3 separate regions of the Homo sapiens genome follow, and regions 2 and 3 are each linked to region 1. A link is a contact called in ENCODE Hi-C or POLR2A ChIA-PET data. All regions are on one chromosome and are shown on one strand. Each heading gives the region's core, a stretch centred on a gene start or an enhancer-like site at or near the end of the contact. The rest is flanking DNA. Distances are from core to core; before and after follow the strand shown. Region 1 holds the start of TOM1L1 (target of myb1 like 1 membrane trafficking protein). Region 2 holds the start of PCTP (phosphatidylcholine transfer protein). Region 3 holds the start of MMD (monocyte to macrophage differentiation associated).

Region 1 (4,540 bases), core at 1,489-3,988:
TTGAACTCCTGACGTCAGGTGATATGCCTGCCTCGGCCTCCCAAAGTGCTAGGATTACAGGTGTGAGCCACCGCGCCCAGCCATTACTTTGGTTTTTCTAACATGAAAAATAAAGTAATAACCGTACTGGTCTCATAACGTTATTATGTGATTAAATGAGATAACGCATGTAATATGTTTAGAACATATCTGGCATATAGTTCTAGCACAAAAAATATTCGCTATTGAACAAGAACAGAAAAAAAGCAGGACCTTGTGCCAGCAAAGTATATGACTTCCCCTATTCCTGTATTCTTCAAGAGGTCTTGCACTGAATCAAGCAGATCCTTTAAAAAAGCAAGACATCAGGCTCAATAAACAGATTCACCTAGTGACAATAATATAGGCTTTGGAACCAGGCAGCCATGAGTCAAACTTTAGTGAAGCCATTTATAAACTTGATCTTTCTGAATCTCAGATTATATATTTGTAAAAATGAGGTTAATACTACCCACCTCTCAGGATTGTGAAGATTAAGATAGATTTCTAGTTGCAGACACTTAGCACATTTTACATAAATAAATGTTGACTAAGTGTTCTTGGAATTGAAATTGTGGTAAGATTTTACTCCTGGTGTCATTTTACCCCTGTGGGATTCTGCTCCTTCTCTGACCTCAACTTAGCTGTGAATTCTATTGTCCCCGCTGCTAGACTTTACTAACATTAACCACGTTGATTTTCATGCCTGGAGAGAAGAGGGATCATGCAGAACGGAACAGAGTACAGGAAGAGAAGGCTGCAACAACCACCACAACACCCTGGAGGGCACAGGGAGAGAGAAAAACTTCTGCCAGGCATTGCTGAGATAGAACACAGGTAGCACTCATCAACCTTGGTTCTGTTCACCCAAGCATCAAGTCCAGAAGACACTCCTTGCTACTGTTTCTCCTCTTTCTCGGTGCCTCAGTCCTGTCATGTAAGGAAATCAGACATAGGAGAAAAAAACAAAAAAAAAAAAAGAAGAAGAAGAAGACGAAAAGAAAAACCTCCCACATAGAAGTATGTTAAAAATCTATCTCTCTGGATGCTCGGTTCCTTTCTCGTTCTCATTAACTGATAGAAGGCCACTGACACCAACATTGGCCTAAGCTAAAATTGGTTTTCTTTTTCAGAGATTGTAGGTTGATTCTAGGTTGCAGAAAAGGCAAAATATTTTGCTAGAGGCATGGAATACAGATTAGGTTGGTGATGTCACAAAAGAGGTTTTCAACAGTGTCAGCAGAGGCTATAGTGATGAGTAAGGAAGTTGATAAACGGCAACATCTGAAATAGCTACTCGCCCTGAATAGGCAGGTGGAGAATATTAGTTACACGTGGGACAAATCCCATTATGAGACATATCATCACAACAAGAATATTTCATTCTAGATTTTAGAATCCCAGGTTTTGGCTCACTTTGGTCAAGAAAAATTATAAATAATTGAGTTACAGATAATTAAATGTTAGCCTCCTGGAGTGCATGGCAATTGGTTTTGACCTCTATATTAAAATTCACAAGACCACGGACATAAGTCAAAACAGGTCCCCTTCGTCTCCCTAGTCACCATCTCCAGGGCTAAAAAACAGACTTGAAATGGGTGGCAGTTAGACTACAGGAAACAGGATCTACAAGCACCAGGAGCTCATCTATGGCTATCTGACATCGCCTGGGGACACCTCACTCTCTGGCAGGCTCCTGCTGGCTGGAGATTGTTAACATCGCCAATCAGATGTTAATTGAATGCAAAGGAATAGGAAATAAATTCTGGTTCTGAAGGGGCAGCTGGAAAGGTGTTGGGCTTCTCAGATTCCAACCTACATTACAAAGCAGGCCTAAAGCCAAGCATACTCCTTGCCAGAAGAAACGGAAAGCCCCTCTCCCGTTTTTAGAATCAGGCTGGAAAACACGGCTCCCAGAAGGTGGGGTTAGAAAACAAGAGCTTGCGAGGCGGCGCCCTGTGGTCCCTCGAGGAAATAGTAGAGAGACAAAGAGGGCCTGCTCCTGGGAAGCCCTAAATTCGAAGCCAATCCTTCCTCCTAGACATGACCACAACTTTAAAGGGCAGGGCGCACACCTCCCCTCCCGGATCTCTAGGACAAAGGCAGGTCGAGGGTAAATATTTCTAGTTATTCAGTATATTCAGTGGCTAACTATTTATTTTGTGGGTACCAGACACCGACATAATCGGTTACGTCCTTCCCTTAATTCTCATAATTCTGAGGTTTGTGTTATTAACCCCCTATTATCTTTGGTCTACCCAGGGCAGCCAAAGAGGCGCAGAGAAGAATGACAAGGTGCCCAGCAAGCGGCAGGATCAAAGCCTGGGTCTCTAATTCCCAGGCTGGAGATTCTGGGCTGCCTGCTCCTCCTGCACGGGGCGAAAAGCCCACCTGGGATCCGAGCGGGCGGCCGCGCCACTCTCGCAGGCTCCATACACCCGCCACTACCCGCCTGTACCACCTGCAGCCGGCAGCGCAGCCTCCTCGCGGGTCCCGCAGGGCGCGCTGCAGGTGCGCTGGGCGTCCCGAAGCCCCGCCCTCGCGTCCCTGCCCCGCGCCCAGCTCCTCACGCTCGGTGCCCGCGCCCCGCAGCGGCAGCGCAGAACGCACCGCCTCTGCCAGAGCCCGGGAAGCGCTCGGGCGAAGAGGAGGAGCCAAGGGTACCGAGCGGGTGGAGTCGGGAGCCGGAGAGCGGTGGAGGCGGATTTCCTGGGCCCGGCCCTCTGGCGCTACCATGGCGTTTGGCAAGAGTCACCGGGATCCCTACGCGACCTCCGTGGGCCACCTCATAGGTAAGGAGGCGCGGGGAGAGACGCCCAGGCAGGCAGGGGACCGTGGGATCCTTTCCTGCTTGATCCATTCTCGGCCTGCAGAGGACGGAGTTAGTCCAACTTGAAAAAATTATTCCCCTCCCCCCGCAACTTTCCCAAGGCACCCGCATTCCACCCGGCCCCCTTTCGTCGTTTCCTTCTTGGCCAACTCACTGTAGAACCTCAGTCCTCAAAAATGTACCTTCCTTTCGATGCCGCCTGGGGAGTGGAACCAAACAGGTGAACCGCGGGAGTCAGGCATGGAGTGTTTGGGCCTCCACGAGGAGACACCAGAAACTTCTCGGTAGGGGAAGTTATTCCTAAAGGCACATTCTCCAGGGCACGGTATTGTTATGCCCGTTTTACAGATCAGAAGAGGAGGCTCTGGGAGACTAAGTGATGTGGCCTTACTGTGAGGGGCAGGTCTCCCCAAACCAGTTTTCTCTAGTGCCAAGCTTATACAACCTGGATTACTTTTCTGGGTAAACAAAGAGAATGAAAATGCTTGGCATTGGAGTGAAGAGGAGGGGAACATAGGAGCCATCTGGGGCCACGGAGGTCTCTCGCAGGCCACTAGGGACTACACCAGCATCCACCTAAATGATTTCTCTCTCCTCCGGATGTACCTTGCATGATGTATGTAGAAGCCAGTGATTGGACTCCTACCAGCACCAGCTCACTGCTCCTTCTTTTCCCTGATTCCTCCCTTGGGAATTGGGTGTGGCACGAGTGCATATTAATGCCAGGCAAAGTGTGATGATGTCAGGAACTTAGTGGGGTGATGAAATCGTGAGAACCTAGTAGTTGTAGTAAAGAGGCCCAGATTTGGAAAATTTAGATCACAGCTCTACTAACTGCTGTGACACCGAACACACCACTTAAACAGAACCTTAGTTTACACATCCTTATAAGATGGTCAGAGTAGCTACCATTGAGGAGATGCTTTCCCTTAATGGCTGTGCTTTTTTGGATATTAGAATGAACCCCAAGCAGAAATGGATTCAGACTGTGTCTTCATAGGCAAACGAAACTTCAGCAGTTCTTCTGCTTAATTTTTTAATTCTGTAAACATGGACTAACTGTCAGCTATGTGCCTGGACCTGGATCAGGCACTGGTGAGGCCAAGGTGAGACGTGGTCTCAAACCTGAGGGAACTCACTTTCTTGTAGAGAAGACGGGCACAGTTTTGTGTGGCACCTTTGCAATGCAAGAAAATGCAAAACACACAAAACTTAGGAGAAGGGAGAAATGAATTCTGCGTGGCTTTTGAAGGGTGAATAGGAGTTTTCTTTTCTAGGGAGGTAAGCTTTGTCCATTCGGTGCCAGATTCAAGTTTTTTGTTGTTGTTGTTTTGTTTTTGTTTTTGTTTTTGTTTTGAGACGGGGAGTGACACCCAGGCTGGAGTGCAGTAGCTCTCGGCACACTGCAACCTCCGCCTACCGGGTTCAAGCACTTCTCCTTCCTCAGCCTCCCGAGTAGCTGGGACTACAGGCACATGCCACCACGCCAGGCTAATTTTTGTATTTTTAGTAGAGATGGAGTTTCACCATGCTGGCCAGGCTGGTCTCGACCTCCTGACCTCAGGTGATCTACCCACCTCGGCCTCCCAAAGTGATTGGGATTACAGGCGGGAGCCACCGGGCCCCGCCTCAAGTGGTTCTTTTCCTGGATTGAAAGCAAGCTAAACTTTGGGGTTCCCCCAAGCAAGTCCT
Region 2 (4,540 bases), core at 777-3,276, 850 kb after region 1:
CACCCATCTTCTCCAGAGTAGGAGTTGAGCAAATGAGTGAGGTCAAACATTTCCCTAATGGAAGTTCCTCCACTGGGAAACACTGCATGGGGAGGTGGGGAGAGGACCAATCATCCATTCTAAGAATATTCAGGAGCTGGTGTTGCTGGCTTTCATTCTCTCTTCCCTTTCTGAAACCTGGAAGTATCCTTTTTCACTTTTCAGCTAAACCATGTATTTACAACTATTTTCAACACGTTTTAACCAACATTTCCATGTTTGAAGCCAGGAGCTTTAGTTGCCATTTTGCCAGAAGTTGTTTCAGAGAGTTTTTTTTCACAAAGGAAACAGGCTATTAAGGCAACTTCTCAAGAACAGGCCTTCCTGGATCCCTTTCCTAGCTGTTTTTAGACTTTAGAGATACCATAAAATATTTCCTAACATTATTCTTTCATTAACTGTAATAAAATAACTGAGTGTAAATCTCAGCATATTCAAGGATATATTTATTTTTCTCCTGAGTTTATTAGGCAACACACTTTTAAACACATACAATAAATACAATTTGAAGTGCGTGCTTTATATCTTGCATGATGTCGTTTGTGTTCTTATGCTTGTCTCCATTAGTCTATTGCCATATAGTAATAAAGCTTTATCAAATCAAACCTTTATAATGGATTCCTTGAAGATACTTGAAAATACTTCATAGCCAATAGTTTTTACACAATTGGTTTTTCAAGCAATGAATTTCCATTTAAATAAAATATGGATTTACAATACATAGAAAATTTACAAGGAGTTATAAAACAGTGGGAAAGTATGTCTAGCCTAAACTTTTGTGCATTTAGTCTAGGAAAATTTCACATCCCTCTTTCCACACCTATAAAGCCAAACAGAACCAGGACTGACTTGAGGAAAGCAATTATTTATCTCTGCTGTGTCTAACTAAGCAAGCTGCCAAATGTGATCATTTGCCTGATTGGAAAATCACATAAATTAAGACTTTGCCATCAACTTTCTTTCAAGTAAGGAAAGAAAAGCATTTCAATATAGTAATGCAAAACAAGTGGAAATTGTTATTGAACATTTACTTGGACGGGCACTGTGGAAAATTATTCCTTGTCCAACCACCTCCTCAGCTGTAACTGGTAGCACAATTCTTGACCCATTTTACAGATTAGGAAACATGAGTTTCCAGAGTTTATTGGCACTCACGTGGCTGTTACATCGTTTTGATGTTCAAACGACCTACTTTATTCAAAGTCAGGTAGTACAGTCTGCTGGTGGGAAATACAGTATTACTCAAGGGACTTCAAAGGAACAAGAAGATGTTTGAGTTGCACAGTGAGCTAAATTATGCAAGTTGCAGAAATCCTAGGTGGATAGTACGACACCTTTCAGATCAGTTTCTACCCTCAAGGGTGGCAACAACCTTGTAGATCCATTATGGATTAGGTTTCTAAACTGTTTTGGTGTTATGAACCCCTAGAGTCTTCTGGGGAATCCAATGGACCTCGTCTCAGAATAATGTTTTACAATGTATAGCAGAAAGAAGAGAAATTATATTGAAATACACTTCTGGCATTTGACCCCTTAGGATTTTTCCAGCATTTCTACTCTGCCCACCTCTCCTCTCATGTCTACCAAAGAGACTTTCTCTACTTTATTCAGAAAGGTAAATGAGAGACACTCAAACAGGTCTGTAGGTTATGGGAGTAGCAGGGAGTATGGGATAGGCTACTGAGGAGCTGTTTTTGAGGTGACATCACTGTCTCCCTTCCTTTTTCCCTTCCCTCTGGAAGCCTCCTTACTTCTCCAGCTCTTCCTTCCTTCCCCACATCAAGTCCAATTTTTCTCCTTTTACTTCTTGTCTATCCTCCTCACTCCTTGCTCAGCCCCGCCCGCTTTTCTAGGCCCGCCCCTCCAGGGCCCCACCCTCAGGCCGCTCCTCCAGTCTAGGCCCCGCCTTCTCCTCAGTTTCCTGCCAATGACGCTGGGGCAGCCGGGGCAGCCGGGGCAGCCCGGTCACCCCGCCCCCAGGCCCACACTAAGGGTGTCCGCGGCCTGCCCTCCAGGCGGAGGAGCCCGGACTGCGGAAGGATGGAGCTGGCCGCCGGAAGCTTCTCGGAGGAGCAGTTCTGGGAGGCCTGCGCCGAGCTCCAGCAGCCCGCTCTGGCCGGGGCCGACTGGCAGCTCCTAGTGGAGACCTCGGGCATCAGCATCTACCGGCTGCTGGACAAGGTAGCGGCCAACCCGCTGGAGGACCGCGGGGCCTAGAATGCGCCGGGGTCGACCTCCCCGCAGGGAGTGCGGGGCGGCAGTCGCGGAAGGGACAGGGGCGCGTCTTCTCCGGCTCAGGAAGGAGCTCCGCCCGGACCCTGTCTCAAGCTCTGGAGCTAGCGCAGGGGCGGTGCCTCCAAGTGACTGCCGTGCAGATCCAGGGGAGTTGGAAGGTCACAGGAGTTCAGCCTCAGGTCAGGCCCGACGGGGCATGTAGTTAGAAGTTAATGACAGTTGAAACGTGGGTCAGCTGGTTCCTAGGCCCGTGCACACGTCTGCAAGGGACGTTGATCCTCACTCTCCAATGCGTGTCAGTGGCATATGGGGGCTGGGGTGGGGGAGGGGCGGTATCTTAGGGCTTGGATATAGGAGGAAAAGAAACAGAACTTTTCAAGGACTGGATGTGCAGGGTGGTGTCAGGGGTTGCCGAGAAGGGCCCTACTGTTTTAGTGACTCGTTTCTTTTGGTTGTTGCCCCTTCCTTCCAAGTTGCTCTTAATAAGTTGAGTCCGAATCTTCAGGCAGGAGTAAAGATGTAGGAGGAATGGGATTGGTTGTTGAAGTCTTTGGAATCAGGTAGCCATCCAGGTGGAAGGCATTGCCCCTGAGGCCTGTCATCCAAGGCTTGTCATCAGTTGCTTTGTGTAATAGTCGCAGCATGGCAAGTAGGTTAAAAGTCGCCTGCAGGTAATGTGGGTGAAACTGAAGTTTCCTAATACAGGACCAGGATATTATAGTGTTAGAGTTAGGAGGATACCTCATGCTCACCTGGTTAAACCCCAGGTTTCATAGGTGAAAGCAACAGGCCTCAAGGGTGAAGTCACTCCTGAAATGGCCCAGATAAGTGAATAGCAGAGGTGGGATTGGAGGGTTCATGATCTTGTGAATGTCAAACATGTGGTTGCCTTTTTAGGCACTTGCATTTTTGTTTACATCAAATATAGTGTTTTTATATTTTAAAACAGAAAACAAACGTTTGCAATATTTAGAAGTTGCTCACCTGTTAAACAGGAATGAAAACTCTGCCTGTCTCATTGCAGGAATGAAAACTCTGCCTGTCTCATTGCAGGGTTGTTAGGGGGTTCAAATCCAATCTGTCAGATATGTGTGAAAATTTGATAGCTGTAAATAACTCTACAATGCACAGGACAGTGACCCCATACCTCTCCCGGGGAAGAATTATCCAGTCCCAAATTGTAATATTGCCAAGGTCAAGAAACCCTACTCTAAATAAATGGAGAATATAGGTATTATGAAGAAATTTCCTGTCTAAATACATATATATTTGCTTTGGATGCAGTCCGTCCCTCTCCAGTTAGTGGGACTGTAAAACATGCTATTTGGAATACTTACAAATTAGTAGGGCTGGCCTTTACATAATCCAGAACACAGCAGATACTGCAAGTGGCTAAGCTGCCATATTTACTTTTTTTCTGTATACAGATGTTATATCTTGATGGATTACTCACTCAACAAACTCTGAATGCTTGCTGTGTACTAGGACCATTGGGTTTAACAAGATGATCAAGAAGTTCACAGTCTAGAACAGGCAGAATTAATTTCTTAGGGTAACTTTAAAAGGTACCTTAGTTTGAAAATTGATACATTTTCAGAAAAAGTCTTTCTTTTAATTTTTATTTTTTAGAGATGAGGCCTTGCTATGTTGCCCAGGTTGGTCTTGGAACTCCTGGGCTCAAGCAGTCCTCCTGCCTCAGCCCTCAGCCTCCCAAAGTGCTGGGATTACAGGGATGAGCCACCACACCCAGCCAGGCAAAATTCTTTTATCTTCTCTGCTATTCCATTTTTCTTACCAGCCACATCAAGGCTTTGGCCAAGTTTTGTTGATTCAACTGCTCAGACGTGTCTAGCATCTGGCTTATTTCCTCCCATTTTCTTTCCTTTATCTTTGCTACTTTGGGTACTCAGCACCCCTCACTTAGAATTGCAGTGACCTCTTAACTAGTTTTTGGCCTACCAGCTCTCTGCTCCTGTCTATCCTACACCTTCCAGTGCAGTCAAACATCTGAGAAGCAGTGATCTTATCACTACCTTTTCAGTGGCCTATTGATTGCAGAAATAATAATAATCATCACTGTAATAGCTAACATTTATTGCATGATTTCTTATAATTCAGGTGCTAAGTGTTTTGGAAGTATTGATTTACTCAATCCTTGCATCAACCCTATGATAAGGTACTATGATGATCACCTTTTTACCTATATATAAATGAATGCATAGAAAGGTTAAGTTGGTTTCTCAAGATTCCAGCTAGGATCCAAACC
Region 3 (4,540 bases), core at 520-3,019, 520 kb after region 1:
ACAAATAATTGAACAGGGTTTGTTTGTTTTTTTTCTTTTTAGAGGATCCAAAGGTATAGGTAAGAATGACAAACTCTTAATCAAACAAGGAAGGGGCAATTTCACAGAATATTGCCACTGTTCTCTGAAAACAGGAAGAGCACAGACGTGTAGAGAAGTAAAACCAAATCAAACCGCATGCACAGGGCTTCACTGATCATGACTGGAGTGCATGTTACATTCTCTCTAAAAGCCCCTCCGGTCTTCATTTCTGACATCAGGTTCTAAAGTCAGAACACTACGGTTCCATTTTGCCCTTAGACACACCGGTATGAAGTTCCACTGGGGGAACAGTGCCAAGCATTCAACACCCTGACTGATAAGCAATATATTCAGAAGTCAATCCAAGTCTTCAAGCTGATCCCCTTCCTGGTGGCCCAGACCATGGCAACTCTTCTGTGCATTTGTTGCCTCCTTTACCCTTTGGGACTGGGGGAGGAATGAGATGGGTGAGAGGGCAGTGAGGGCATGGAGATTGGAAAGAAAAAAAAAATGTGTACTTTAAAATTCTGAAATAAAAGGTAGTGTCTAAAAACTCAACAACCTTCTTGGAAGATTTCATGCATTTCTTAAAATTTCCCCTGTCACTGCACCCCCAGCAAACATGCTGGTGGTGAAGGTCCGGGAATTCACACAAAGGGATGCAGTTACCATATGCCCTGGAGAGGTGAACTTTCACCCACTTAAACAGAAAAGAAAAGCCCGGAGTTCCTCTCAGAGTCATGGGCTAACCTCCATCCATTGTTAGACGGTGGAGCCCCAGAGGGGAGTAAGGCCACGGCGCCCCCCAGCCCGGCATTTCCACCAGCTCTACAGTGAATGAGCAGTCGGCCAGCCTTCCGGTGGCGCCTCCACGGTTCCTCCTCCTCGTTTCCTAACACCGGCGCCTCCACAGCAGGTCTCGCCACCCGAAAGCTAACATGCCCCTTCGCAGAGCCCAAAAATAGCACCGCCCTGGGACGTTCAGCTGGAGAACCAGCAAGGCCCCTACACGGCCAGGCAGGGCTAAGCTGGCGGAGCGTGCCTCAGTTTCCCTGTTGCTAGGGCCGTTCACAAAGCACCCAAAATGCCTAGCACCCCGCTTTACGACAAATCTCTCCGCAGGGCGCCACCCCGTTCCGCGCGCCCCGGGAGACCCCCACCCTGGAGGTAAAGGGATGGAGGCCAAAGCCAGGTCGGAGGACTCGGGGGCGGTGCCCGGGGCTGGGGTTCGGGTTCCCAGAGAGAGCCAGAGCCCAGCCTGTATGGGGGTCGGGAGGGTGAGCCCCAGGAGCAAAGGGATCCCCGGGAAGGAGGACAGGCTTGGAGTCCCGGGGCCGGGAATCCATCTGAGGTCCGCAGATCGCGAGGGGAGACCCGGGTGAGGCAGGAGCTCCCATCCTTGGAGGAAGGGGATCGCCCAGGGACAGCAGGGTGGGGAATCCCCAGGGAACTGATCCCTGGCCAAGGTGCGGGATCCACCCAGGATGAATCCAGGTGAGGAGCCGGGAGCCGTGCGCTTAACGGCGGGATTTGGGAACCCGCTTCTGACACGGGCAGCGGGACCGGGACGCCATCCCTCTCACCGCTGGAATCGATTCTTGAACCGCATTGATCCTCTGCTCCTCCTCGGGGGCCAGGAGCTCCGTCTCGTCAGCACCGGCGGCCGGGCGCGCGGCCCTCATGGGCTTGGGCTGCTCCGGAGGCCGCCTGCGTGTCCAGCGGAACCCTTCGGCCGGGTAGGGTCGGAGTGGGCCAGGCCGGGGGTCGGGACAGGGCTGGGGCCAGACCGGGCGGCTGGGGGCGGGAGGGAGGCCGCTTCAACGGCCCCAACACCTCCCGCCTCCCGCCTCCCGCCTCCCCGGCTCCTCCGCCCCGGGGCTCCTGCGCCCCGCCCCGGAGCCCGGCTCCGCCCCCGCCGGCTCTGTTCGCCTGCGTGCACCCGCGGTCGCCGGCGCGTCAGCGCGCCGGTCAGCCAATCGGCACCCCGAGCGGCGCGGCGGCTACGCTGCCATTCATTCCCGCCGGGCTCGGGCAGCGAGGCGGGGCCTCGCTGGGGAGGGGCGGGGCGAGGGGAAGGGGAGGAGCGCGGGAACGCGGCGCCCTTCTGTAAGAGACAAGTTGGAGAAGAGATCGAGGGAGGGAGAGAAGTGGTGAAGGAGGAGATGGACCAGGAAATCTTAAAAGCATTGTGAAGAAAATAGCAGCAAACAAGCAGCCCTACCTCATTCATTTTTTCTTCATCATTAATTTCTCCATCCCTCCTTTCATTTATTCCTTCATCATTTTGAGGGCCAGCTCCCGCGAGGCTATTGTGAGAGGATCCAGGGCAGAATGAAAAACCTGTCCTTGTCTGACCCTTGAGGGAGTTGAGATCTCTGAGCGTCTTCTAACTCTGAGATTCAGTGAGATCCACAAAAGGAGGAATCCTCTGCAAGGATCCTTTTATGTTATCCTCCAGTTTATTTTTTATTTTATTTTATTTTTATCCAGGCAGCTTTCAAATAAACGAGTTGACTTGAATCAGGGTCCTGTCGCTAAACCTAAACTCAGAGGGCTTCCTGGAAGAGAAGTTCAAATAAAAATGAATGAATGGGCCAGGTGCTGTGGTTCATGCCTGTAATCCCAGCACTTTGGGAAGCCAAGGTGGGCGGATCACCTGAGGTCAGGAGTTCGAGACCAGCCTGGCCAACTTGGTGAAACCTTGTCTCTACTAAAAATACAAAAATTAGCCGGGAGTGGTGGCGGGCTCCTGTAATCCCAGCTACTCGGGGGGCTGAGATGGGAGAATCACTTGAACTTGGGAGATAGAGGTTGCAGTGAGCCGAGATTGCACCACTGCATTCCAGCCTGGGTGACAGAGTGAGACTCTGTCTCTCTCTCTCTCTCTCACACACACACACATACACACAGAATGAATGAATGGGTGATTTGTCGAGCCTTTCCAGGATCACTGATGGAAGTTATATGTGTTCCCTTCCAGGTATCGTGTCCATACCCAGCCCCCAGCCTGCAGGCTAGAGACTCTGAAGTGGCATGAGGCCAGCCTGCTAGGAGTGCTCATTCGACCTACAGTAAAGCATTGGAAAGCCAGGGAATTCTGTCACCCATAATTCTAGTTCCCTTTCCTTGAACCTTCCAGAGAGGTGCTTTCCATGCTTCAATCTTCCCAAGAGCTCCTCCAGATGGGCATTATCCAACTTATTTTACAGATAAGGCTGAGGCTTATAGTGGTCAATAAACTTGCCAAAGGCAAAAGTAAGGCTCCTACCTACCTTTCGCTAACTTTAAAGACCCACCTCCTTTCAGTACGTCAGACTATCTCTCCCTGTTTTAAAGCAATACACTTCTCTAAAACAAAACAAACAAAACAAAACTTCATCTACCCGCACCCTCAACACTAAATCGGGAAAATGAACCTGGAATGAAAGTCTGCTTCTTATCAGCTATGTTGGGCCACTGGGCTAAAACATCAGTGCGGGAGGGGAAGGTAACAAAGGAGATAGCTAATAAAGATAGATGAAAAATAGCCATGTGTAATAACATAAGAAGGGTTAAAAAATAAAACAAGGAAGCTCAATTGTAACAGATGTACCACACTGTTGGGGGATTTTGATAACAGGAGAGGCTATGTATGTGTGGGAAATCCCTGTACTTTACTCTCAATTTTTGAGTGATCCTAAAACTTCTCTGGAAAAAAAAAAGTCTTTTTTTTTTTTTTTTTAAAGGGCCAGGCACAGTGGTTTGCACCTGTAATCCCAACACTTCGGGAGGTCTAGGTGGGAGGATCGCTTGAAGCCTGGAGATTGAAACTAGCCTGAGCACCAAAGCAAGAGTTCATCTCTAACAACAACAACAACAAAATTAGCCAGGTGTTGTGGTAGGCACCTGTAGTCCCAGCTACTTGGGAGGTTGAGATGGGAGGATCACTTGAACCTGGGCCACAGAGTGAGATCCTGTCAAAAAAAAAAAAAAAAGAAGGAAGGAAGGAAAGAAAGGCAGTGCTGATATATGTTACAACATGGATGAACCTTGGAAACACTATGTTAAATGAAAGAAACCAGTCACAAAGAACTGCAGATTGTATGATTCCATTCATACAAAATTCCATTTATATGTCCCAGAACAGGCAAATCTATAAAGACAGAAAGTAGATTAGTGGTTGCCTAGGGCAGGGGAATGGGAGGGGATTGAGAAGTGATGGCTAAGCGGTACAATGGTTCTTTTGGGGTCTAATGAAAATTTTCTCAAATTGTGATAATGGACGTACAATTCTGTGAATATATAAAAGCCACTGAACTCTACACTTTAAGTGGGTAAATTGTATGGCATAGGAATTCTATCTTAATAAAGTTGTTAAAAGATTTTGAAAAATTTTAGTTTCTGTAAAAAGGTTGAAATAGAAATATCTGGAGCACAGAGATCGTCTTATTCATGTTTGTATTTCTTGGATACTTTTAACAGAAACTGACACACAGTAGGTGCTCAATAAAGTTATTCATATGAACTTAATTAAAAAATA

Evidence for each region. A loop is a pair of places that touch in the nucleus more often than their neighbours do. ChIA-PET counts read pairs that join two places held with the same protein, here RNA polymerase II (POLR2A). Pooled maps may share reads with other maps.
Region 2: a pooled map shows a loop between it and region 1 (2.9-fold over the local background). The contact joins the promoter of PCTP here to the promoter of TOM1L1 in region 1. A Hi-C loop is called at or near these places in 1 of 37 single-sample maps with no recorded cell type and 4 of 50 pooled maps. POLR2A ChIA-PET finds 5 or more read pairs at or near these places in 1 of 52 experiments (HepG2).
Region 3: a map of ascending aorta shows a loop between it and region 1 (7-fold over the local background). The contact joins the promoter of MMD here to the promoter of TOM1L1 in region 1. A Hi-C loop is called at or near these places in 1 of 168 maps with a recorded cell type or tissue (ascending aorta) and 6 of 50 pooled maps.

Annotation. Positions count from the first base shown.
Region 1 is chr17:54,898,114-54,902,653 of GRCh38, forward strand. It overlaps TOM1L1 (target of myb1 like 1 membrane trafficking protein), which reads left to right and starts at 2,739. Exons shown (of 16, transcript NM_005486.3): 1 at 2,739-2,810. The coding sequence starts at 2,753. LOC124904033 (a long non-coding RNA gene) reads right to left here and starts at 2,624. Exons shown (of 2, transcript XR_007065854.1): 1 at 495-2,624. RefSeq lists a silencer at 2,414-2,753 and enhancers at 2,834-2,943, 2,964-3,053.
Region 2 is chr17:55,749,025-55,753,564 of GRCh38, forward strand. PCTP (phosphatidylcholine transfer protein) reads left to right here and starts at 2,027. Exons shown (of 6, transcript NM_021213.4): 1 at 2,027-2,220. The coding sequence starts at 2,080. RefSeq lists a silencer at 1,825-2,164.
Region 3 is chr17:55,420,066-55,424,605 of GRCh38, forward strand. It overlaps MMD (monocyte to macrophage differentiation associated), which reads right to left and starts at 1,770. Exons shown (of 7, transcript NM_012329.3): 1 at 1,605-1,770. The coding sequence starts at 1,630. RefSeq lists a silencer at 1,711-2,170.